Regions from separate parts of the Mus musculus genome. Here regions 1, 2, 3, 4 and 5 are each linked to region 6. A link is a loop called in an ENCODE intact Hi-C map of the cell type or tissue named here. Cell type or tissue: left cerebral cortex. All regions are shown on one strand. Region 1 has its middle 15 kb from the start of Gm31977. Region 2 holds the start of Homer1 (homer scaffolding protein 1). Region 3 overlaps Thbs4 (thrombospondin 4). Region 4 overlaps Jmy (junction-mediating and regulatory protein). Region 5 overlaps Jmy (junction-mediating and regulatory protein). Region 6 holds the start of AW495222 (expressed sequence AW495222).

Evidence for each region. Hi-C counts contacts between places; a loop is a spot of excess contacts. Peaks named below come from ENCODE experiments on the same cell type or tissue, not always from the same donor. Only the 100,000 strongest peaks of a DNase experiment are listed, where the experiment ranks them.
Region 1: it touches region 6 in a loop (7-fold over the local background); 21 of 42 quality-filtered maps call a loop at or near these places.
Region 2: a loop joins it to region 6, with 4 times the contacts of the local background. A loop is called at or near these places in 6 of 42 quality-filtered maps.
Region 3: a loop joins it to region 6, with 7 times the contacts of the local background. A loop is called at or near these places in 19 of 42 quality-filtered maps.
Region 4: it touches region 6 in a loop (2.9-fold over the local background); 2 of 42 quality-filtered maps call a loop at or near these places.
Region 5: a loop joins it to region 6, with 3 times the contacts of the local background. A loop is called at or near these places in 2 of 42 quality-filtered maps.

Annotation. Positions count from the first base shown.
Region 1 is chr13:93,611,212-93,615,211 of GRCm38, forward strand. No RefSeq gene overlaps it. Among named protein-coding and RNA genes, the nearest start is that of Gm31977, 15 kb to the left of the region's middle. In left cerebral cortex, CTCF peaks have their summits at 1,915 (motif pointing left), 2,753 and 3,861 (motif pointing left); a DNase peak (open chromatin) is centred at 1,913; H3K27ac peaks cover 196 bases.
Region 2 is chr13:93,301,745-93,305,744 of GRCm38, forward strand. Homer1 (homer scaffolding protein 1) reads left to right here and starts at 2,013. Exons shown (of 10, transcript NM_147176.4): 1 at 2,013-3,558. The coding sequence starts at 3,554. In left cerebral cortex, CTCF peaks have their summits at 1,635 and 2,137; DNase peaks (open chromatin) are centred at 1,893, 2,668, 3,100 and 3,426; H3K4me3 peaks cover 3,026 bases; H3K27ac peaks cover 3,071 bases.
Region 3 is chr13:92,750,025-92,754,024 of GRCm38, forward strand. Thbs4 (thrombospondin 4) reads right to left here. Exons shown (of 22, transcript NM_011582.3): 21 at 2,330-2,469; 22 at 1,562-1,788. The coding sequence ends at 1,727. Among named protein-coding and RNA genes, the nearest start is that of Thbs4, 43 kb to the right of the region's middle. In left cerebral cortex, CTCF peaks have their summits at 1,144 (motif pointing right), 1,872 (motif pointing right) and 3,128 (motif pointing right); DNase peaks (open chromatin) are centred at 1,162, 1,922 and 3,889; H3K4me3 peaks cover 256 bases; H3K27ac peaks cover 1,199 bases.
Region 4 is chr13:93,448,780-93,452,779 of GRCm38, forward strand. All of the region lies in intron 7 of Jmy (junction-mediating and regulatory protein), which reads right to left. It overlaps Gm6109, which reads left to right. Exons shown (of 1, transcript XM_884704.8): 1 at 1-111. The coding sequence ends at 56. Among named protein-coding and RNA genes, the nearest start is that of Gm6109, 2.4 kb to the left of the region's middle. In left cerebral cortex, a CTCF peak has its summit at 1,871 (motif pointing left); no DNase peak of the experiment used is centred here.
Region 5 is chr13:93,433,761-93,437,760 of GRCm38, forward strand. It overlaps Jmy (junction-mediating and regulatory protein), which reads right to left. Exons shown (of 11, transcript NM_021310.3): 11 at 1-1,659. Among named protein-coding and RNA genes, the nearest start is that of Gm6109, 13 kb to the right of the region's middle. In left cerebral cortex, a CTCF peak has its summit at 1,930; a DNase peak (open chromatin) is centred at 3,546.
Region 6 is chr13:93,717,000-93,720,999 of GRCm38, forward strand. It overlaps Dmgdh (dimethylglycine dehydrogenase precursor), which reads left to right. Exons shown (of 16, transcript NM_028772.3): 13 at 556-713; 14 at 3,560-3,619. It overlaps AW495222 (expressed sequence AW495222), which reads right to left and starts at 2,176. Exons shown (of 3, transcript NR_045086.2): 1 at 1,885-2,176. In left cerebral cortex, a CTCF peak has its summit at 2,166 (motif pointing left); DNase peaks (open chromatin) are centred at 1,718 and 2,155; H3K4me3 peaks cover 324 bases; H3K27ac peaks cover 623 bases.

The sequences.
Region 1 (4,000 bases), 110 kb before region 6:
AATAAGTACAGAATGAGGCCGAGGAGGTCTAACCAAATTGGCTCAGAAAACAATATTTATGCACTCTATAAACAGCACATTAATAGTTTCGTGTAACTGGTGATTGCTAAAGATATTTTACGGATTTGGGGAGGTTTGTTGTTGTTGTTGTTGTTGTTAAAAATAAGCTAACTCTTTCCTTTGAAAGCTTATTTTTGCAGAGTTGGTGGTGCACACCTTTAAGCCCAGCGCTTGGGAGGCAGGCTGAGGCAGGTGAGTTCAAGGATAGCCTGGTCTACAAAGTGAGTTCAAGGACAGCTAAGGAAACCCTGCCTCAAAGCAAGCAAACAAACAAACAAACAAACAAGAAAGTAAAGCTTATTTTTATGTAAAAATGTACATAGGAAACTCACACATTTAAAAGTAAACAGAGGTCAAATAACTCATTAAAGCTATCATGACTTTAATGGTATATAGATTAATCAAATTTAATGACAAACTATAAAGCTAAACTAAGAATCAAATAGAACTGAGAGACTCCCATTCATTATCCCTCCTCCTCCTCTTCTTCCTCCTCTTCCTCCTCCTCTTTCCCCCTCCTCCTTCCCTCTTCCCCTCTTCCTCCTTCCCCTCCTCCCCCTCCCTTCTACCCCTCCTTCCCTTCCCCCTTTCTCCTCCATTTTCTTTCTTTGTTGTTTTGAGACAAGGTCTTCCTATGTAGCCTATCAGCCTCAGCCTCCCTCAGGATTGGAATTCTAGGGATACATCAGTACACTCAGTGTGTTCAATTTTCATCACTGAGAAAACAAACAACCACCAACAAGAGTAACCCAGAATGGCCCAATTAGGTTTTTTTTTTTTTTTTTTTGAAAGCAGCACAAATTCTTTACTACACATTAAGGATAGCCACTTTCGTCCCAAGAATCTTGCATGATCATCCTAAGCAGCCTTGACTTATCATAAAAGGATAATTATCAGTAAAATACAGTTTGGCTAGTTTTCCTCTCTCTTTCTCTCTCTCTCTCTCTCTCTCTCTCTCTCTCCAGTTTAGTTGTGTTCCACTGGGTCAGCACTATTTCTGTAGCTCACAGCAGTACAATGATGACATCTGTCTCCTTCATTTTTTACTCCCTTTTTTTCAGTCTCCAAGGCCAACAGAGTGCCTCCAGGTGCTTAGAAACCAGAAACATTTGTGGCTGTTACTTCTCTCCTGTGTCGCGGGTGTCCTGCCCTACCTACTGCCTTTGTGACAAATCCTTGCATTTGAAAGTCATCGATGTTTTGCTGTTTTTAAGAGGCTGAACATTCGTTAGGAAGATGTTGAGAAACTTGAGACTCTTCATCCGGTAGCTTTTTGTTTTGTTTTTTTGTTTTTCGAGACAGGGTTTCTCTGTGTAGCCCTGGCTGTCCTGGAACTCACTTTGTAGACCAGTCTGACCTCGAACTCAGAGATCCGCCTGCCTTTGCCTCCTGAGTGATGGGATTAAAGGCGTGCACCACCATGCCCGGCTCCGGTAGCTCTTTAACACAAGATCGCGCGTGCCTACCCCTGAAGCAGCTCATGGGTGCTTCTATTTTCCTTTTTTATTGCTTTGGTAGGCAGCTTGTGGGAAGTCCAGAGTGGATGAGGGCATGCTGTTCAGTAACGGTGGCTATTTGGGAAAACAATCTGAAAAGTTGATAAGCACGTGAGTGTGCTCACAGCGGGGGAGAATTCTAGGGAATCTGGTTGGAGACATATAAGGCTTTTCTTGCTGGGTTAGCTGTCCTGGATGTTATCCAAAGATTCACATGTCTTAGGACTAGGGGGAAAAAAACTGCCCAAAACAAAAAGGGATACAGACATTTCTGCCAAGTAACATGAATCTATGCCCATGAAATAGCTCTTGAAAGCAAAGCCAGGGCTTTTCAGGTCTTCCCTGCTGGTGAGCTGCTGCCCCCATCTGGAAACGTTGGGAACTGAAGTTTTTTATTTGTTCCAGGCCAGGTCTCATTCTCTAGGGGCTGCCTTTGTCCTGTGCAAATGTGTTTTTGCTGAAGTTTGAAGAAGTGCCATAATCTGATAAGTTTATTCAGTTTCTGTCGAATCCGAATAACTCCAAGGATTTTTATTTCCCCGGGTCGAAGATGTCTCCTTAGCTTCGGGAACCATCTGTTCTGGCTCCACTCTCCTAAGAGGCTAAGTTAACCACCGCATCCTCCTTGGCAGCCCTGAACTAGCAAGGAGCGCTTCCTGACTTGGCATCTTGCCTAAAAGTATCTGCCCTTAAAAGGTAGCGTTTGGACTTTGATGGTCAGGACTTGGGCTCTGATTCCACATTGGAAAGAGAGGCCCCTTGGTCTTGCAAACTTTATGTGCCTCAGTACAGGGGAACGCCAAGTCCAAGAAGTGGGAGTGGGTGGGTAGGGAAGTGTGTGTGGGGGGGGAAGGTATGGGGGACTTTTGGGATAGCATTGGAAATGTAAATGAAGAAAATTCCTAATTAAAAAAAAAATCTTTAGCCGGGTGGTGGTGGCACACACCTTTAATCCCAGCACTTGGGAGGAAGAGGCAGGCAGATTTCTGAGTTCGAGGCCAGCCTGGTCTACAGAGTGAGTTCCAGGACAGCCAGGGCTATACAGAGAAACCCTATCTCGAAAAAAAAAAAAATCTTTATACTTAACTCAAATAAACTCTTAGGCCTTAAATGAGCCTTCTCTTTTAATGAGTTCTGGGAGCAATATGCGCTTGGAGGAGAGACTGAGTATATATTTTTTAAAGTCAGATGGAGAAGCCCACCACTAGGAGCCAGTGTTGATATACAGTTCAAGAATAGCTTAACCATCGTCGTTCCTTCTGATGACATTTTTTAAATCAAAGGATAGAAAAATGATGAAAGGCTATGATATTCTGTGCTGTAATAAAGTTCTGGAAAGGATATTAAAGGGAAATACATTTTTCAGAGTAAGACATCTGGAAGTCCAGTAGCCTTTCTATCATCTAAGATGGAAAAATACTGAGCTTGCTTTGAGAATGTAAGAGAGATAGAAGATAGCAGTTGGCAAAGAAAACCAGGTTGGGCTCTAAATGCATTAGCTCTGTATTCTGGGAGCAGGGAATTAACTGCTAAAAAATTCTACAAGTTTGTTTTTTTTTTTTTCCAACTTCAAACACATTATCTGTTTTAATATTCTAGCATTCCAATGAAGTAAACAGTGCTGCTATTTTTTATAGCTGGAGAAATTGAGGTGTAGATATTTTGTACAGGACTAGAATTACAGAGCCACAACGAGTCAAGTGGAATCAAAACAGCCTCATGTCTCATTTGTCTTTTTTATTGTTTGAAAATTGTATGCACAGTCCACTCCCTCCCAGCTCCTCCCATATCCCCGTCTCTCAACTTCATGCCGTCTTTTTAACATCCACTGAGTGCAGTAAGTGCTGCCAGGACGTTGTTGGGTATGGAGCGGGGGGGGGGGGGGGGGGGGGGCAAAGGCAGGAGCATACAAATGACTGGCCTGGCAAGGTCAGCCCCCCTCCCCCACTCCACTGGAGCAAAGGTGGCATGAATGCTGGGAAAGTAGCCAGTCACTTCCTCATTGGACTGTGGAGTATTCAGTCCCAGAGTAATTTATCTCACTCCCGTCTCCCTAAGGCTTAGGTATCATCAGGAAACAGGGTGTGGAAAGAGTGAAGCAACTAGAGGTAGTACCAGGAAAGAGTATGACTTAGCTAGGATTCCTTTTGCTTTTCAGATCTGTTTTCCTTTTTTAAAAAAAATTTTTAGGGCTGGTGAGATGGCTCAGTGGGTAAGAGCACCGACTGCTCTTCCGAAGGTCTGAAGTTCAAATCCCAGCAACCACATGGTGGCTCACAACCACCCGTAATGAGATCTACTGCCCTCTTCTGGTGCATCTGAAGACAGCTACAGTGTACATATAATAAATAAATAAATCTTTAAAAAAAAAAAATTTTTTTAGTTTACACTGTAGCTGTCTTCCGACACATCAGAAGAGGGCATCAGATCCCATTACAGATGAT
Region 2 (4,000 bases), 420 kb before region 6:
CACTCAGGTGTGAAGACCAGAGTTTAGATCCCTACCATCCACATAAGCCCTGAGTGGGGTTGGCTGTCCACCTGTAGCTCCTGCACTGGGAAGGCAGAGACTGGATGTGAGCCCTGAGTGGGGTGGCCATCCACCTCTATCTCCTGTACTAGGAAGCCAGAGACTGGATGCCCAGAGTAAGCTGGTCAGTTGGATTAGCCCTCCTGATAAGATGAGTTTGGTTGAGAGAGAGAGAGAGAGAGAGACCCTCCCTCCATCCATCAATAAGGTGGACAGCAATCAAGGAAGACTCCTCACGTTAAACCTGATTTCCATTCTATCGTGTACACATGTTCCAGCACATGCACACACACATGCATACACACATGTGGGAAAAAAAAGGAAAAAAAAAACTCCTCTCAGTCTTTTTAATATTTCAAATTTAAAGCAAGATCATAACTTTATAATGTTCAGGTAAATGATCAGGCAGTCTGATTAGTTATAAATTAGCCCTAACACTTTGCCAAACTCAAGCAAGAAAATGTCAATGGAAAAAAAAAGCAAAATTGTTGTTCCTTAATTAAAAAAATCATGTGTTAACATTAAAAACATGTATTAAAAACCACATATAGCAGGCAAGCAAGGGACATTCTTGTAACTGCATTGCTTAGGAGGGATTAGGGAAGAGAGCCCAGGTGTTCAAGATCTTAATCAAACAAGGCAAAACAAAACCCACCACTCCTGGCATGATCTATAGAATTTTAGCTGACTTTCTTTTGAACTGCATTGGCATTGATGTACTATTCTTCTAAGGACAATTTAATGATTTTGTAATAATATCATGTCCTGGATTTCTCGGGTCACTTCAGGTTTTGAATGAAGTGAGTTTCATGTTTCATGTCAAATGAGTTTAGTTTGTAAAATGTGGTCACTGACTCTTTGGAGTAACTGAAGTACTAATGGCCTTTAGCAGGGTGCAGCACTTCTATTTCTGAACCACAATTGTCAAGTTAAATGGAATAAAAGCAAAACTCATTCTGTGAGTCTAACCAATAAAAGGCCCTTAACAACACAGGGCCATTTTAAAACTTCATGACTTTAAAAACACAATTTCACATATGCAGCTATAAATTTATAGACGGCTAGTCATCCTTGCCACATTAAAAAAAATGAAAATATACTCGAGAGCTATTGTGCTTACAAGATTCAAAATAATCAGGAACCCAAACGTATGTTTGTGTTAATAAAGTAGGACTTTGTTTCCAGACTGTAATTCATATCCTTGGTAAGTCAGACCTAAGGTGATTCGTTGGCACTTGCGATGCTGTAGAAGGGTAATTATCTGAGGGAACTAAGTTTACTTTAATGAATTTGACTCATTATGCCTTGCAGAACCATGGCTATGCAGCGAACTGCAACATTTAGAACATTTGGAAATCTCATTCTGCTTTAATTACTATCCTTTGTAACAAGAGGTTTGCTCCTAACTCTACTCTTTTTTTTTTTTTTTTTTTTTTTTTTTAAGTTAAAACGCACGCCTTTAGGAGGGGAGAAAGCTTAAAAGTTGACTATGTTCAGAATGGTATTTAGGATTCCTAAAATTAACGGTGGTTTTCCCCGAGTCTACCAGCAGTGATCACTCTCCCTCCCACGATTCCCTGCAGGTTGGGATGTGAACAGCCCGGGGATGCTGCTGCAAACCCAGTGGGAGAGGGAGACAGGACTTTACCGGCGACACTTCGGCACTGTTGCTATGAGTGATTCATTCGCATATGGCACATTTGTGCCAAGGAAACCTCCTCCCGCCGCTTCCTTCTCCGAGCTCTCCTCAGACTGTCTCCGGCGCCTTGGCCTTTAAGGAGAAGCGAGAGAACCGGGAGCAGGTGGGCCCGGAGCAGCTCGCTCAGCCCGCCTCCCCCAGCTCTTTCCCTAATTTAGCAGTACTTCCGGCCGCGTGACATCATCCCCCGCACAAGCTGACGTGAGCGGAGGGTGACGTATGTGCGGAGAGGAGCGCGCTGACGTTGCTATTTAAAGGTCCTTCTGCGGGGAGGATGGAGACACAGCGCGAGCACCCGGCGTGCGGAGCGGACGAGGCCGTGGCGGCCCAGAGCCAGCGCAGGAGCCGAGCGCACTGCCCGTCCGCCGCCGGCCGCTAGGGGAGGGGAAGGAAAAAGGGACGGACCGACGGACCGGCCAGCTCATCCCCTCCGGTGTTGTTCCTCAGCGCCCCGGTCCGAGCCCGGGCCCCGCCTCCGCCGCGCCCCACCTCCTCCGCCGGCCTGCGGCGGCGGCAGCGCTCCGCCCCTCGAGCCGGGAGGGCCGCGCTCTCCGCCCCGCCCCGCCCCGCCCCGCCCCCTCTCCTGCTCCGCTGCCGTGCTCGTCTCACGCCGGCGGCGCGGACCGGGAAGCGGCGCCCTCGGCTGCGCTCGGTTCGGAGCCCGCTCCGTGGAGTCAGAGGCAGCGACGGGCGCCAGGCCGCCCGGGCCGACGGAGTCAGCCGCTGAGGGGAGTGTAAGGAGGCAGCGGCAGCCCCGGGAATGTGAGGCGGCGCGGAGCGGGAGAGACGAGCCGGGGTGGGGGCACGAGCCGCGGCTGCCGTGCCTCGGACGAGCCGCCAGCCTCTCGCCTCAGCGCGCGGCCGCCGGGAGCTTGGGGGCTGGGTGCAGGGGACCGCGCGGGGTTGGGTTCTCTGATTCATTCATTCTCCGCCGTCGGGAGCCCGAGGCCGCGGGTGCTGCGAGGAGAGGCGGGAAGAGGGGGCGGCCGCGAGCGGGGCTCCATTGTGCTCGGCGGGGGCCGGGAAGCCAAAGGAGGTGGGCTCGGGCCCCTGCGCTGCTCCCCGGCGGCTGCGCCCCCAGCTAGCTGCCAGCCTGGAAATGGCTCCGCTGCTGCTCCTCGGGAAAACGAATCGATCCTTCCCAGCCTTCTCTGCCTGCTCTCCACCTCCTCTCTGCTCCGAGTCTTAGGAGGACGAACATTCAAAGGACAGATTCCAATGTGGTGTGCCGTGCACATCGGGAGCGGCTGGGGTTTGCACTTCGAGATTTCTTCTATATAATTTTTTTTTTTAAACGTAAGGGAGGCAGTAGCATTGCTGCCTGTAGGATTTTTATTCAAGTGCACGTCGCGTTGGGTTGCACGCTCCACCCCCAGGGACCTGGTGTGGTGAAATTTGAACCCACCGCCTTAGCCCAAAAAGGCCGAGTAACCTGGCTGCCTGAGTGTCGTGGAAGACGTGAGCGAAATGACCAGCGAACTCATTTTTTATCAGACTTGCTGAAGCTGGCTTTTGCGTTTTTTCTACACGTACGCTTAATTTTGTGGAATAGTTAAGTGCTATATTCTCCGCGCAACCTTTTCAAATTCCAAATGTTTGAACATTTTGGTGTCAGCGCGAGTGAAATCATTTTACCGACAAGAACTAACTGAATTGTCTGCCTTGTTGAGTTGCCTCCGGAAAAGATCTCGGGGGTGGAAAAGCAACTGCAAAATAACAGACGGAGAAAATTCCTTGGAAGTTATTTCTGTAGCATAAGAGCAGAAACTTCAGAGCAAGTTTTCATTGGGCAAAATGGGGTAAGGATTTTGTGCTTATCACAGCTTTAAATCTGCTTATGCTTGTGTGGAGTTGAACGGTGGTGGTGACCATATTTTTAAATCCGATCCCTTGCAAAACGGGTACTACTTTAAATTAGAGATTTTATTTGCATTATTGTAGAGCGACACCAGAGGTCCTAATTAGAATGTGTAATGTTTGTAACTCAGTTATAGTTTTATTAATTATATATATATAAAGACAGTGCACTAGTCTACCCTGTACCTCTTAATTGATCAAACTGCTATATAGGTTACTAAAATTTTGCCATCTTAGGTTTGGTTGACGGTGTTGTTCAAAGAGAAGAGCTGCATTCTTCCAGTACTTTGTAGAAATAATCAGCTGTTACAAAGAGAGAATTGTAATGAGTAGTTAGACTCCAGTCCTTGAAACTGACCCTTTGTAAGTTGGTGCCCTGGCAGT
Region 3 (4,000 bases), 970 kb before region 6:
AGCAGAGGAGCCTCAACCCTTCAAAGCCCCGAGATTGACTGTCCGAGTGTTCAGCTCTCAGTGAGACACCTATATCAATCCCACCAAGGCAGAGGGAACATCACACAAGAGGGGACAGGAAGAAGGTGAGATCTGAAGGATGCTGCAAAGATTAAACCTAGACTCCCTAGATCTGATCAGACAACACGCCTGCCTAGTGGATGACAGTATTTTGTGTACATGCTTTGATAGGCTTCAGTGATAAGAAGTATTTCTCCAGAAGAAGATCTGGAACCTTCCTCACAGTGCCTGGTAAAACACCGAGAGGCCCAGAGCGAGAGCATCCGAATAGCTCTACAGGTACCTGTACTATAGAGTGAAGAATGAGAGTGGTAGAGCTCAGAAGCTACCTTGGTGTTAGCTGTAAAAGAGGGGTGCTTGAAAGGTAACCATTTCCTGTCATTGAGTCCCCCTCCCTGCCCAGGGATTTCGGAATTTAGGAAGGGCTGTAGATGTGTTTCACCCAGAGATTGAGAAGAGTCATTGGCAGCCATGTGAACTCTGAATACTATAGCCATGGTAAAAGTGGGAGGAATGTTTATAATTTATGATACTCTAGGGAATTATGGGAATGAAAAATACATTGCTGAGCTGTGGTTGAGGCTCAGCTGGTTTAGTATGCCTAGAATTCAATACCTAGCAGGACACGAAACCAGGTATGATGCATACCTTTAAACCTAGTATGAAGAAGTCGGGGCAGGAGGACCAGAAGCTCACGGTGATCTTTGGTCACACAGAGAGTTTGGGACCAGTCTGGTTTATATGAGAACCCATCTAAAACCATAAAATAATAATAAAATAAATTGCCAAACTTCTTTAGAATTAAATCTCAAGGGGATTTATAAAATTTCTGGGTATCTTGATTGACTACTGGAAAGTATCGGCTAGTACACAGCTGCAGAAAGCTTCTGCCCTGTACACATGGTGACTGGCTCTACTGTCATTGTCACCAGACCCTACATCCCACTGTTTTTGTTACCTCAAAGGCAGCCACTCTCCCTTCACTGCCCAGCGAATGCTTACTGGCTGTTTGCTTCCTGCCTGGTACTGTGGGATCTGAATACAGTGACAGACATAGAATGACAAGATCTGTTTTCTTCCATTTGACTCACAGGACGCTAGGGGGAGCCAAATCCGTAAGTGTCTGTGGAAGGAGGTGACAGAAAGGCTGAGGGAAGGGTGTCAGAAGAACAAGGCAAGCTTAGTTCAGGTTTCTCAGGATGTCACCTCCTCCCGAAGCCTGGGGTGGGGGTGGGGGGCTTCCCTGGAGACTACATTCCAAGAATGAGGAGTCTGTGTGAACAGAAAGCAGGCTTTAGCATGGCACTAAATAGGGTCACCCCAGAAATGACCTTTGGTTTGGCTGTCCGGTTCATACCCGTGCTCCGTGGCACACAGTACATACTCAAGGGGGTGGGGGTGGGGGAATAAAACCAATCTGGTAAGTTTATCAAGGATTCCTCAGAAAACAACACACATCACCAAAGCCTGAGCTTCCATTAGAAACGACTGAGCACCATGGTTATTAGAAATAGTCTCTTCTTTATTTCCACATTCATATAAAAAGTTTTGACGTATTTGGGCTGGTAAAAGAAAAGCCATGATAATATAAAGAGAATTATAGGAAGTTTTAAAAAAGATGTTGCTTTTGGTGTTTGAGAAGGCAGTTGTGGGATTGCTTCTTGGCTCAATTATCCAAGCGGTCGAAACTCTGGGTCTGGAACTCCTGGAAGTCCTCTGGTATGGTGTCTGCAACAAGAATCGGGGTGGTAGTTAGTTAATGAGGATCCTTCCAGGCTGGAATCATGGCCACCACATGCCGCCCAGGCCTCCTGTAGGGGGCGCTGTCAGCTCGCCTGAGACTCCCACAGGCTCGCAGCCATTTTCTACTTCAGGTTGCTTTGTTGCAAATCCTTGGCTTAAAGCCCAGCAGGGCTTATTCATAGGCCTAGGGAAAATTAGCAGGCAGAGTGCCTTTTTAGTCTGTGATTATGTTTGAGTCTAATGAAAAAGAAAGGCTGCCTGTAAATTAAACTGACGGAATTTCTCACCGAACCCCTAACTCTAAAACATGCAGTTAAATTCTATGGGTTTCAATTTTCAGATTTGGGAAGCAGGAAAGCCTGGCTCTGCCTTCCTCTTATGTTATGCAGGGTACATCACCATCACGCACGTGGTGGTGAGGCTTTGGGGCGGGGGGGGGGGGCGGGGTGGGAGGATGCATGTTATAGAAATAAGATTTCTTGGTTGCTCCCCTGTGCTGTTGAGGGGCACTCAGCATGAAGGTTACCGTTGCAGCGGTACTTGAGGTTGGACCAGATGATGTTTTCTTGAGAGAAGCAGAACACACCAAGTCGGCCTCCACGCATGGTGGTGTCTATGGTGACCCCAGAGTCAGCCACCAACTCCGAGCCTTCATAAAAGCGCACCCTGCAGAGAGCACAGGTGTCCACGGTGAGGAACATGGTGCCACTTCCGACTCTTGTACTTACCTCTTTATTCAGACATGTTGTTTTCCACTAACTCTAGTTGGTCCCTCCCCAGTGAGGTTAGAAGTTCCCCAGGACAGGAACCAAGAGTCCACGGCTCCCTAACTTGGTTTTTAACAGGCCCAGCATGGTGTCAGGTGCATAGTTCCTGGATCGGTACTTGCTGGTGAATTAAAACAAAATAGCTTGACATCACGGACAAGTGGTTTTGTGGCTTCACTGTCTTGTGAGTTATTTTCTCTGGATACTGTACCTAGAAGCCCTGCGCTTTCTTCTTTGGTCTAGCTGATTTCACTGGTGGACTCTCAGAGCCTTGATCAGTAGCTTTAGGCAGTTGTGGGGGCAATTTCAGTTGTCATAGTAGCACTGAGGGACAGAAGCCCCTGGATGCCAGCCTTCAATACCCCGGAGTGAGTTAGCCAAAGCTTGCCCTGTGCTCTGTACCCTTGTGGAGTGTCATGGGGAAGGTGAGCTGCGCCTCGCCTCGGAGAGGCAATGGCGTTTTACCCTGAGCATCATTTTCTTTTTTTTTTTTAAGATTTATTTATTATTATATATGAGTACACTGTAGCTGTCTTCAGACACACCAGAAGAGGGCATCAGATCTCATTGCAGATGGTTGTGAGCCACCATGTGGTTGCTGGGATTTGAACTCGGGACCTTTGGAAGAGCAGTCAGTGCTCTTACCCACTGAGCCATCTCTCCAGCCCGAGCATCATTTTCTTCTGCATTGATTTTAAGTTAAACTCCCCAATTAATTCCCCAGGGTAAACCAAGAAGTGCCTGAGCATGCCGTTCTGTTCGAAAATTAAGAGTTGGCTCCTGTATGGGTATTGTCAACACCACTGTAATACTTAATTCTCAGACACACTACTCTGTGTTTAAATGCCACCTTCATGTGAGTCTAGGAATGGTTCCAAGGAGCTATTTCCTTTGGTTGTATAGCAATCAATTCTTATTTCTCTGCAGTTTTAGGGTTCAGATGGACTTTTCTAAAATTATATACTTAGAAGGATCATATTTTTATAGCTCTGATTTCATTTTTGGAACAGAAAAGGCACATTGAGCTCCATCAGGTAAGGGCCTGGCCACACCTGGTCTCCCTGTGTGGTGAACAGAGGCAGGTGACACAAGGGCACAGAGAACAGAGCATGAATCAGCTCTCACTGCCTTATTTTCACTAGATGCATCCGTCTACCTGGTACCTCCCACCCTGGCTAGGAAGCTGCAACCCACATACCCCGGAGCACACCACACACGTGCTGCAAGTCTGGGGCGTGAACCCTGACTGCATTTCAACAAGAGCAGTTGAACACACAAAACAGCAGCAACAGAAACAAAACAGTCCTATAAAGAAGCCGAGGCCATCACACCAGTCCCGGGATGAACAGTTCTCTCTTGCACAGTCCGTGCCAGGCATTGTGATGAACACTAGTGAGACCCAAACCACAGAGGCTGCCCTTGTGGGACTC
Region 4 (4,000 bases), 270 kb before region 6:
ACCCAGGTGATTCTGATATTATTAGAAGCATGCCAGAACAGACTGGTGAGAAGTAAACAAGAAAGTTTTCCTTTAATAAAACTTTGCCAGAGCTCCTTTTGAAAAAAAAAAGACAGAATGTTTCTATGTAATCCATGCTGGTCTCAATTTTTCGGTGATCTCCCTGCTTTTATTTGCAAAATGCTAGGATTAGAGTTGTGTACCACCTTATCTGTGAAGGATGTTTCTAATGGGAAAACACAATTTGCTTTCTGACCATACTTTTCTTATTTAGGAACTTGTTAGGGGTAGTGCTAGTCAGCAAGCAAACCACATTCTCTTCAGGATTTTAGAGTGAGTATTAGATGTTAAACTCCCCTCGGAGCTGCACTTCGAGACAGGGTTTCTCTGTGTAGCCCTGGCTGTCCTGGAACTCACTTTGTAGACCAGGCTGGCCTTGAACTCAGAAATTCGCCTGCCTCTGCCTCTCAAGTGCTGGGATTATAGGCGTGCACCACCACACCTGGCCCGGAGCTGCACTTTTAACTTATGTGGTTTCTATGGAAAACTTAACAATACGGTTAATGTATTAGGAGTTATATTTTAAATGCTATTATCACCCAAGAAATTCCAACAAAGATAACGTAAGTTTCAAAAGAGGCTTTGAGAGGCATTTACCAATTGTAATCAATTGAAGATTCTAAGCATGCACAACCTGAGATTTATGAGCCATGCACATGAGCGTGCAGCTGAATGCAGGCCAGGACAACGCTGAATGATGTCCTCCAACACAAACAATGCAAACTTACAGCATTATGCCATCGGGGAGGACTGCGTAGTTTGCGTGTGAATTTGAGGTAACTCGAATGGCCACGCCTGAAGCCGACTCTCCTTTCCCTGACTGTGTATGTTTTACAATGACTTACCTTGTTTCTGTTTCCCTCCATCACATCACATGTTCTATCTAATTCTGAGGTTTGGTCAAATTTTAAGATAACATTTATCTCTGAGATTCCTGTTTTTATTTCTTTCTTTGTCCTTAGAAAATTCTTTGTGGACAAATTTAAGAATAGAATGTCAGTAACTAAGCTAAGAACCCAGGTACAAATGAGAATGGGGCACCATCATTACCAGTTCGATTCCTTGTCTAACTCTACACAGCACTTTCTGACCCACAGACTTAGAAATGAAAGGGCAATAATTAATTTGCTATTTCTAGCTAAGAGAAAGACAGTCATATAATTTAAGGATAAGTGACTAATATCCTGTTTAATTATGATAATAAGGGACAGCTTTAGCTAAATTGTGCCAAATTAGCTTAAGGAACTAAAAATGAACTAAAGTTTACTGATCTTTAGGGTGATGCCAAAGGAAGAAAAGAAGCTTTAAAATAAGCAAGTGCAGAAAAATATAGCCATCCTAGCATTTTTGGTACTCAATTATTTATAAGCTACATGTGTTGATTAATATATCAAAACCCACTGCTATCAGAACTCACTGTATGTAAATATGATATAGTACCATAATGGGAAAGGAGGAAATTCCTAATGTAGCTCACATAATGTAAACTAGTTAGTTACACACAGCCACTTGGGAATGTAGGACAGCAGTAATTTCTCAGCGTGACAAACATGACATCATACCCAATAGTAAGAAGACAAAGCTTTCTGCTAACTGGAAAAGGCCAAGGTGTCCCAGCTAGAGGTCCTAGCTAATGTAGTAAGACAAGAAAATGAAATAAAGAAAATGAAATATACCACTAGAAAATATAAAATTCTGGGCTGGAGAGATGGCTCAGCAGTTAAGAGCACTGACTGCTCTTCAAGAGGTCCTGAGTTCCCAGTAACCACATGGTGGCTCACCACCACCTATAATGAGATCTGATGCCCTCTTCTGTTGTGTCTGAAAACAGCTACTGTGTACTCATCATATATATAAAAATAAAGTAAAATCTTTTAAAAAGAAGGAAATATAAAATTCTAATAAATAGGAAAATTAGTCCATGTTTGTAAACAGTAAAATTCAATAAAATTGCTTCTTCTCAATTTTATCAAGAGTCTCAATTGCAAATTATCTTGTGGTATTCTAAACTTTAGGCAGACTGCAAGGAAAAGCCTAGGGTTAATAAAACAACCTCTAAACAGACCCTTAGAGACAAGGTTACCTGACCTTTGACTAAAGGACAAAGGCAATGCCATGGAACATAAGCAATTTGTCCAACAAGTGGTGCTGAGGCAAACAGACATGAGCATGCCAAAAGGGGATGTAAACACCTTAGACTTTCCAGACAACTTAACTCAAAACAGGTTGTAGGGCTAAGTGTAAAATGTAAAGCACAAAAGCCTTACAGTGTTTAAATAAGAGATACAATGTACTGGCTAGTTTTGTGTCAACTTGACACAGCTGGGGTTATCACAGAGAAAGGAGCTTCAGTTGAGGAAATGCCTCCATGAGATACAACTCTAAGGCATTTTCTCAATTAGTGATCAAGGGGGAAAGGCCCCTTGTGGGTGGGACCATCTCTGGGCTGGTAGTCTTGGGTTCTATAAGAGAGCAGGCTGAGCAAGCCAGGGGAGGCAAGCCAGTAAAGAACATTCCTCCATGGCCTCTGCATCGGCTCCTGCTTTCTGACCTGCTTGAGTTCCAGTCCTGACTTCCTTGGTGATGAACAGCAGTATGGAAGTGTAAGCCGAATAAACCCTTTCCTCCCCAACTTGCTTCTTGGTCATGATGTTTGTGCAGGAATAGAAACCCTGACTAAGACATACAACATAGCATGAGACACATCATAGCATGAAACACAGCAACTAGGAACTCAGGTTTGCTCAAAGTAAAATCTCTGCAGAGGACACTTAGGGATAACCGTGTACTAGGGAAAATACAGTAAAAGACATCTGATAAAGAACTCTTTTAAAACTCAACAAAAGCCAGAGTGGGTGCACACCTGGGAGGGGGGGAGGTTCTCTATATAGTGACTTTAAGGGCATGCTCTGTACGCTCTGTATGAAGTCCAGTCAAAAAGTAAAAACCCTGAGCAAGGAATCTGATGATGACAGAAAACCATGCTCAGCAGCAGTTACTTGAGAATGAGAACTAAAACGACTGAGATACTACTCTACCTATTACAACAGCTGTCAGTCATTCTGAAAACAACAAAAAGCTGAATAGGGTTTAACAATATAGAGCTCTCATTTAATGTTGGGTAAGTGCACACTAGCACATTTACTTTGTAGACAGCCTGACAGTTTCTTAAAACAATATAATCTTACCTTAGTATCCAACAATCCAAACATTCAATCTGCACTATTAGGTGAAGTAAGTCAACCTGAATATGCAACATGTGTATATTCCAAACATACATAGGGCAGTAAAATTAATCTGATCCTATAGTCACAGATTCATGTCATTTTGCACCTGATCTCACAATACCAGGCAAGAACTTCAATGTAATCAACAGGAACAATGTGCCAACACTGACCGCTACTAACTGTAACACATGTACAACTGTAATAGTAATAGAAAGCTGGAGGTGCGGCTGGGAAGGGCACATTGGAACTCTCATATGTATAATTTTATTTTGCCTAAAACTGATCTCTCATTCACTCATTCAAACATAATCATTCACAGTGGACATAATTCTCAATCAATAGTTACCCCTTTCAGACACAAGTGCAGAGAGAATCCCTATAGAAGCATCCCCTGTCAATAAAATGTCTTTGCTCCATTAGCTTAGCAGGAAATAGGAAAAGTGGATGTTCTCATATAGAGAGAGGATTTCTGAGAACAGAGTCAGGAGCAAAAGGGGAACTCTGAGGAGATGGCCGCCTAAAACCGATAAAGTGACCAGTCACGTGGCACACAGGATAATTAAGTTATGGGCTAGTCAGAGAACAGAGCCAGGCAACTGGCCGAGGCAGGTATTCACTTGGAAATCTCAGAGTTGTTATTTCTAGGAACAAAGCACACAGGTGGGAAGCCCGAAGGTTACAGATGGTGTCAAGTACACACAAGTAAGATTCTG
Region 5 (4,000 bases), 280 kb before region 6:
TGGCTGATTTTTAGAACATTTGTAAGTTTTGAAGCTTTTCAAATATTTCTTTATCTAGCCAATGACTCTTTGGGTTAAACACATTTTGGTGCTTTACTGGGGGTATAAAGGACACACAGATCATCTTAGAATGAGGCTTATATATCAGAGCTCTTTTAATTGTTGCGGACAAGATGTGTGAATTATGCTTGGACTAAAACCAATATATAAAGTAATTGCTACATGAGCTCCCAGTCTCATCAATAAACATGAATGTTTTAAGTGCAAAAATTTGGTTTTCTATAACCCGTTACAAGAATCTTTTTCATAATTAAAGAAACACATCTCTTAAAAGTGACCAGGAAGCCATGTTCCTGGAGGAAAACTATGGCGGGCATTGAGAGGCTTTCGCTTCTGGGAAGATTCTGGGCAACGCCGGGAAAGAACTTTCTACAAATGAAGTTCTTTTTGGTATTTCAATTCCTCCATATAAAGCACACACTACAATGTACTGTAAACTGGGTCCAGCATATCTGCCCTCATGCATGTTCACATAATCAAACCAATGACAATCCCTGCCGGCCCCGTTCATAAATGGACCCTTTAAGATACAGCCAGGTCAGCATTGGATCTACACATGTGAGTTTAAAGATTTAGTGACAGCAACAAACGTTCTCCTAAAGTTCTATACACAGAATAAAAAAACAAAAAACAAAACCACTAAAATGCCAGCTGGAGGCTTCGGGCCCAGCTGCCTTCTGGACCTTTACTGAATACATGCTCCTCACCACGGAGCATAACAATAAAAACGTAACCGGGTGCACGGCTTGTAATTTGAATCCCCACTGTTGAATCCTGCTTTTTTGATTCTCAATAGGAAAGTCTTGAGTTATAGTAATCAAGCAGTAGTTCAAACAAAAAGACTAAAAATAACATTATCAAATTACAAAGCATTGCTTCTCATAAACAGGATGCACATAAAATTCAAACTATTCTAAATTCAGAATTATGAAACGCTATTTTAAAAGCATGGAAATTTTAACTTCAAATTCTTACAAAATGTAAGACTGTGGCCTCTTAAAAATATGCCTTGTTAAATGTGTCGTGTTCTGGTGCACACATTGATAGGTATATCTCCACTGGCTTCTCAGATACTGAACTTCTCTGGAGATGAATAATGTGGAAATTTTAAGTGCATTTCATGGTTTTTTTTTAATTCCTGACCATAACTACCTTGATCAATGTCTTCTGTAGCATGTCTCTCTGTCTCTACAAGCTGACATGGAAGCGGCTGTGCTTCAGCACAGATCTTCTCAGTTCACTGAAAGATGAATCCCAAAGTAGCTCGTACAGCAGACCTCTGCCAACCCAGTGTTCTTCCAATTCATAGCAATGGGACTGGCCACTATGAGATTATGATTGGGCAGATGGGGAGGAGGGGTGGGGAAGGAACAGCCGTCTCCAGGAGGCTTGTTCTCTCTGCAGTCGGGAACATTGCACTATCAATGAGAGGGACTGGACAGTAGTAACCTCCCGTTTGTGCTTCCTTTTTCAAACCACTTTGTCAATATACTCAGGACATAATGGAATCCAATTGTGGGACCAAGAGCTTAGATTTTTTCCCCAAAGGAACCAGAGCCAGTCTTCATCCATGGGTATTTTTCTTCTCTCTTAAGTCACCTGTTTGCAAACAAAATGATACAATATTAGAACAAAATGCCTGTAGGACATAAGTCAGTTCCCTCCCACTCTTGGAAATACCTTCAATGCACACTTGTTTTAATAGTCACCTATGTGGTAATGGTATAGGGTTTCCTTTAAATAAAATGTTTATAATTTTTAAGTTAGATGTTATTTTATGTGTATGAGTGTTTGCCTGAGTATGTCTAGGTACCATGTGCATTCAGTGCCTGTGGAGGCCACAAGAGGATGTCAGATCCCCTGTGACTGAAGTTACCTACTGAGCTGCCATGTCGGTACTGTGAATTATATACAGGGCCTCTGGGAAAGCAGGCGATGATCTTAACAGTTGAGCCACCTCTCCAGCCCCATGATGTTTGTATTCTTAAAGTAGTAAGAATAAAAGTCATTTCATATAGATTTTGGTCACTATTTTTTTTTTCCATTTTTTATTAGGTATTTAGCTCCTTTACATTTCCAATGCTATACCAAAAGTACCCCATACCCACCCACCCCCACTCCCCTACCCACCCACTCCCCCTTTTTGGCCCTGGCGTTCCCCTGTACTGGGGCATATAAAGTTTGCGTGTCCAATGGGCCTCTCTTTTCAGTGATGGCCGACTAGGCCATCTTTTGATACATATGCAGCTAGAGTCAAGAGCTCCGGGGTACTGGTTAGTTCATAATGTTGGTCACTATTGAGAGTGTTGGATTCCCTTTTGTTTCTGCTCCTCTTAGGAAAGTAACACCCATTAAATGGGTGTCTTTAAACTTCAATACAGGCAGATAGGTTTTATCAACTGGCCTATTAGAGGAAGTTTAGATAAAAACCATTCTTTAAATATACACCAACAAGAAACATGTTTCTGAAGTTATACATGGGCACTGAGTATCTGAAACATAGCTTGTGTGACTCAGAAGCTAACCAATTTTAGACTATAAGGCTCATATTTTTCCAATAAGTATATTTTTGTTTTGATAGGATACTTCACTGAGATGTGCTAGCAGGAATTACAACATAAAAACAGCATCTGAATCAAAACCTGGGTTTTGGGGCCTTAAATCTAAAAGGCTAAGTGCAGAGGGGTAACTATTCAAAATGTTATGTCACCTGCATACTGAAAGGTATTGTTGTAGCCCCTGTCAGATAAACATTATTAGGATAAATTTCTTGTGTTCCCTTTTCTGCAGCTTTCTTAGAATGATATATGTGCCCCATTTTCTTTTCACAGTTATACTTAGAAGTTTGAGAAAGGGCTGGAGAGATGGCTTAGCGGGTAAGAGCACTGACTGCTCTTCCAAAGGTCCTAAGTTCAAATCCCAGCAACCACATGGTGGCTCACACCATCGGTAATGAGATTTGATGCCATCTTCTGGTGTGTCTGAATGTACTACAATGTACTTACATATAATAATAAATAAATCTTTTTAAAAAAAGATGAAATTTGAGAAAGACCCTACATGAGACAAATCAGAACCTTGTCATAAATTATAATTCTGTCTCATGAAGCTACTTCAGGACACTGTTAGCCATGGCTATCTCTGGGAAGCCTTACAGTAGGATGAGGCAGAGCAACATTCATCTTTCAAAAGGAACTCTAAAACTTTCAAAGGTGTATAGATCACACATCTGCTGATTGTTTCAATACTTTAAGAACTACCAGCCCCTTGCAGTCCCTCACACAGTGTCCTGACACTCATGGCCAGACATGTAAATCACCTCAGCTGAAATATACAGATGCTGAGGCCCTGCCTTACGTGTCAGCCAAGACCTGGTGAGATGGGAGAAGACAAGCATGGAAATGCTGGCAGAAGCTGCCGTAGCAAAAGAACTAAGGATAGCGAGCGAGCAGTGGTGACTGGCTGAGATACACGTGTAAGCAGCAAGAGAAGCCACAGGAGACATAGCAGGAGCAAGAACAATAAAGAGGGAGGTGATACATGAATATCTACTATGGAAGAGACTCTAGGAAGACAACCCGAGCCTCTGAATATCAACACACTAATGAGAAACACTGAGGTCTGTATACTCCTCTATGTTTCTTAAGAAAATAAATGCCAGTCTTTTTTATAAAGTACAGTATAATATACACATATGTGAGCAAAACAGTTGAAATCAGGGCCTCTGCACACAACAGCAATAAAGGGAAACACGGGGGGAAGGCAATGCTCAACCACATGCCGGAGAGAGTGTGATGTTAGCCTGTGTGTGAGCTTGAGGGGCACGGTGCAGGGAAAGGTGTTTTCCGAATGCACCTCTAGGTCCTAAAGTAACAGGTAACAATCCTTTTAGGAGTAATGCTTTGTTTGAATACTTCATATTTTATTGCACCAAGTTTTA
Region 6 (4,000 bases):
CTACCCGGCCCCAGACCTCCAGCGTGTGCTTTTTAAAAATGTGAATTCCGGGCAAACTTGGATCTTCGTGCTTACCCACATGATAAGTACTGTCTGAACTTGCTCCTCACCCTCTTTAAAGTTGTTATTTTGTTGTGTTTTATTTTTAAACAGTGTCTCAGTAGCCAAGGCTGGCCCTGGGCTCACAAACCTCTCTCAGCTTTCTGAGTGTCGGGATCACAGATGCCCTCCCATACCCAGACGAACCCTGTGAAAACATGTGTTAGTTGTTTACTACCGTTGCCCTGGAAACTTTGGAGGCTCGTATGGGGCCAGGGTCCGGGCTAAAAAGTGAATCTGACTGCTCTCTGTGCAGGAGTCTCTCTGTGCAGGAGTCAGGCTTACACACAAATGGTCACTGAACTGACTGCTCCTTGTGAGCTGTTCTTTTAAAGACCACCAAAGGTTGCTTTGTGCTGGTGGGGTTTTCTCCTACACGTGTTAGTTAATGGATGTGAGCGCAGGCCCTGCCAGCACCACTCTCATGCCTGTGTGGGCCCTGCCTGTGCATTTCAGGTGAGCTGGGCTGGGAGCTGTACCACAGACGAGAAGATTCTGCGACGCTTTATGAGCGCATCATGAGTGCCGGCCAGGAGGAGGGCATCGGCGACTTTGGAACTTACGCCCTGAACGCTTTGAGACTGGAGAAGGCTTTCCGAGCCTGGGGCTCCGAGGTTTGCATGCTAGCATCCTCACTAACGGATGCTTACCTTACTGTATCTAATGTTGGGAGACTAGTTTTCATAGCATTACTACTATCAGTTCCAGCTAGAAGAGAAATCAAATGCCATTAAATGACTTTGAGTAGGGAAAGAACTCCCCTGCCTCTCTGCTTTCCAGATGAGCACTGACTGGGTTTGGGGGTAACGTTTATTCTGCCTTAATTCCCCCTGCTTAGTGGTGAACCCCAGACATTTTCTGGCAGGCACACGCCAGAGGATCTGAGTATCACCTCTCACATCCTTGCTTTCCCTCTGTTACGTTTCATTTCCCTCTCACAATCATCCTTAGGCGAACTAATGTCCTTTTCTTTTGAGGGACAGGGACAGTGGTCCCGTGTGTGTGGGTCTAGTCTTCCCCACCAGTGGGAATCAAGAGCTTCTCTGTGTACAATTGTTAACCACTTACACAACATTTTTATATGCATTGATTCTGCTTTGCTTCTGTCTTAGTTTCCTTCCTGTTTCTGTGGGGGAAAAAAATACCCTGACAGAAGCGAATTCAGGGAGAAAGGGTTTCTTTCAGTTCACAGGTCCAGGTTACAGTCCTTCAGAGTGGGGAAGTCACAGTGACAGTGGCTTGAGAGAACTGGTCATGTCACATCCATAGTCTAAAATGATTGCAAGCCCCTGGACAGCTGCTAACTGGCTTCCTGCACTTTACCCAGGATCCCCTGCCCAGGGAATGTGGTGTCCACAATTATGAAGGGTCTTCCCACATTGACTGTTGTCATCAAGATAAAGCCCCTATGCGCGTTCCCAGAAGCCCTTGTTCTATGACTTAGCTTTACCACGACTCTTATTTTGCATACATTCACTGGGTTCATTGAGCCCCCAACATCCAGATTCCTGTGACCAGGGTCCTATTTACCTTGTGGGAGAAACAAAACCCTAACTTTTACAGAGAACTGACGTTTTAGGGGCCATTGTAAACATGAGCTTCCGAGTGGGGACTCTGGGGTTTAAATCTATCCTTTACTTAACTCTTGGCTGGCTGGCCTGCTCTCTTATAAAATGGAGTATTTATCCTAAAGAATCAGCGCAGACGTAGAGATGGTTAGTAATGAGCCGAACAAACACACTATACAGTTAATTTCTAGGTTAACCTGAGAGCTCAGGTACTTACCCTTGGGCCTTCTCATTGATGCAAGCTTGCAGGAAGCCGGTCCTGCCTGCTGCAGCGAACTCAAGTTTACAGCCAGGACTCAGGCAAGGCCAGCTGCCCTCAGAAAACAAAACAAATTTGTCCCCATGCTCAGGAAAAAGGACAGAGAAGCCACCCCTTGAGAGTTAAACATCGCTGTATTCTAGCCTCAATTTTTCTGATGTTTTTGGTTTTTTTGTTTTTCCTTCTGCTTCCTCTCCCTGGGCTCCATTTTAGGGTCCTCTTTCCCAACAGTGCCAGAGCGCCCTCTAGTGCAGAAACATCGGCGAAGTCGCTCTGTTTCCCTGAAAAAAAAAATCTCTAATTTTGGCAGACTGAAAAATAATTTCAGAGTAACTCAAACTAATTTAGGAAATATGAGAACACTTTTATGTGGTGTAAAGTAGTCTTACGTTTATCTAGTTTATGTCGACTCTTTGGGAGGTTAGAGCAGGCAGTTCTCATTCCCATAAAGAAATGAACAACAAAAAACCCGACTTCCAGAAAGGTCCTCTGCTCATTAACACTTAACTGAGTACATCGAGGTATTCTGTTCCCATTTCTATACATTTAGCAGTTCCTCCTGAGTTCATCTCTTTCATTTCCCCTCAGTTCTCATCGTATAAATTAGAATCTTCAAAAACCCCTTAAAAACAAAACAGTGATAAAAACCCCCTAACTTCATTCAGGTTTAGAACTAAATATTGGATTTCCCCTGAATTGATGCATCCTATCTCGAGTCAGCTAGTTCTGAGCTTTAATCCTCCCTTCCCGTTTTCTTTCTAGAACTCTGCAAAAGCCAGTGTTCTGTCACCTGCTTTCCCCTCTTTACCCCCATTCATGGCTAAATGCAAGCTAAGCAAAGTTACTTGTTACTTTTTTAAAAACACAATTATGTAATTAAAATTATTACATAACATACATGAGATTCTTGTTTGTGAAACACCATGTACTAGCCTTCAAATATTTATTAAGGTAAAAGATCGGAGGCCAGAGAGATGGCTCAGTGGTTAAGAGCACTGTGTGTGCTTCTCCTGCAGAGAAGCAGAGGTCAGTTCCCAGCATCCTCGATGGGCAGCCCCGTTACTTCAGTTCTGGGAGAGCACACCTGCACACACCCACACGCAGACATGAACACATACATGTACACGCAATGAAAACAGATAAATTCATTAACACCTTTAAAATAAAAGAGCAGTGGAAACCAACCCAATGTTCAGTCTCTGTGTTTGCCATATTTAAAAATAACAGCATTTGCCAAAGGCTTCATTTGAATGGAAAATACTGCTTCAGAGACTAGTCCATAATTGGTCTTTTAAAGAATCTTTACTCAAAAACCATCCAGTGTCCTTAATTCTGGGGAGACTAATATAAGAAAGTGATGTCTCTGTTTCTATCATTGTTATGCATCAGCTCAAGGTGGGAGCCAGTGTTTGCCAGTATTTGCTGAGTGAAGGTAATGGGTTTGTTTCTGTTTTAGTAATCTCTTCATCTCCCCTCGCCCTGTACTTGCTGGGAGTGGTGGTGAACTCCTTTAATCCCCTACCTGGAGGAAGAGGCAGGCAGATCTCTCTGAAGTCCTTTTAAGGACAGCGCAGTTCTTCAGTGAACCAAATTAGCAGGCTCACCTGGGATTCAAAACCTGTTTCCCTTCCAGATGAACTGTGACACAAACCCCTTGGAAGCTGGGCTGGAATATTTCGTGAAGCTGAATAAGGTATGTTTACGTTCCCCAGGGTGTATGAAATGAATGTGAAGGTGATGGCAGTGTTTTACGACAGAGCCACGCTTTCTTTAAAACTTAGCCAAGTGTGACTACAGAAGAAACGAGTTGAATATAAATACTAAACATGGCTTGATGCTCCGTGTGAATTATCCGCCGTAATTTGATCAGCTTCACTGTGGAAGAGCCTGGAGACGTAAGGCAGCAGAACTCAACTTCTTTAAGGGTTAAGACTTAAAACCCAAGGCGCTGGAGAGATGGCTCAGTGGTTAAAAGCACTGACTGCATTTTTCAGAGAACCTGGGTTCAAGTCCCAGCACCCACGTGGCACCTCACAATTATCTGTAATCCCAGTTCCAGGGCATCCCACACCCT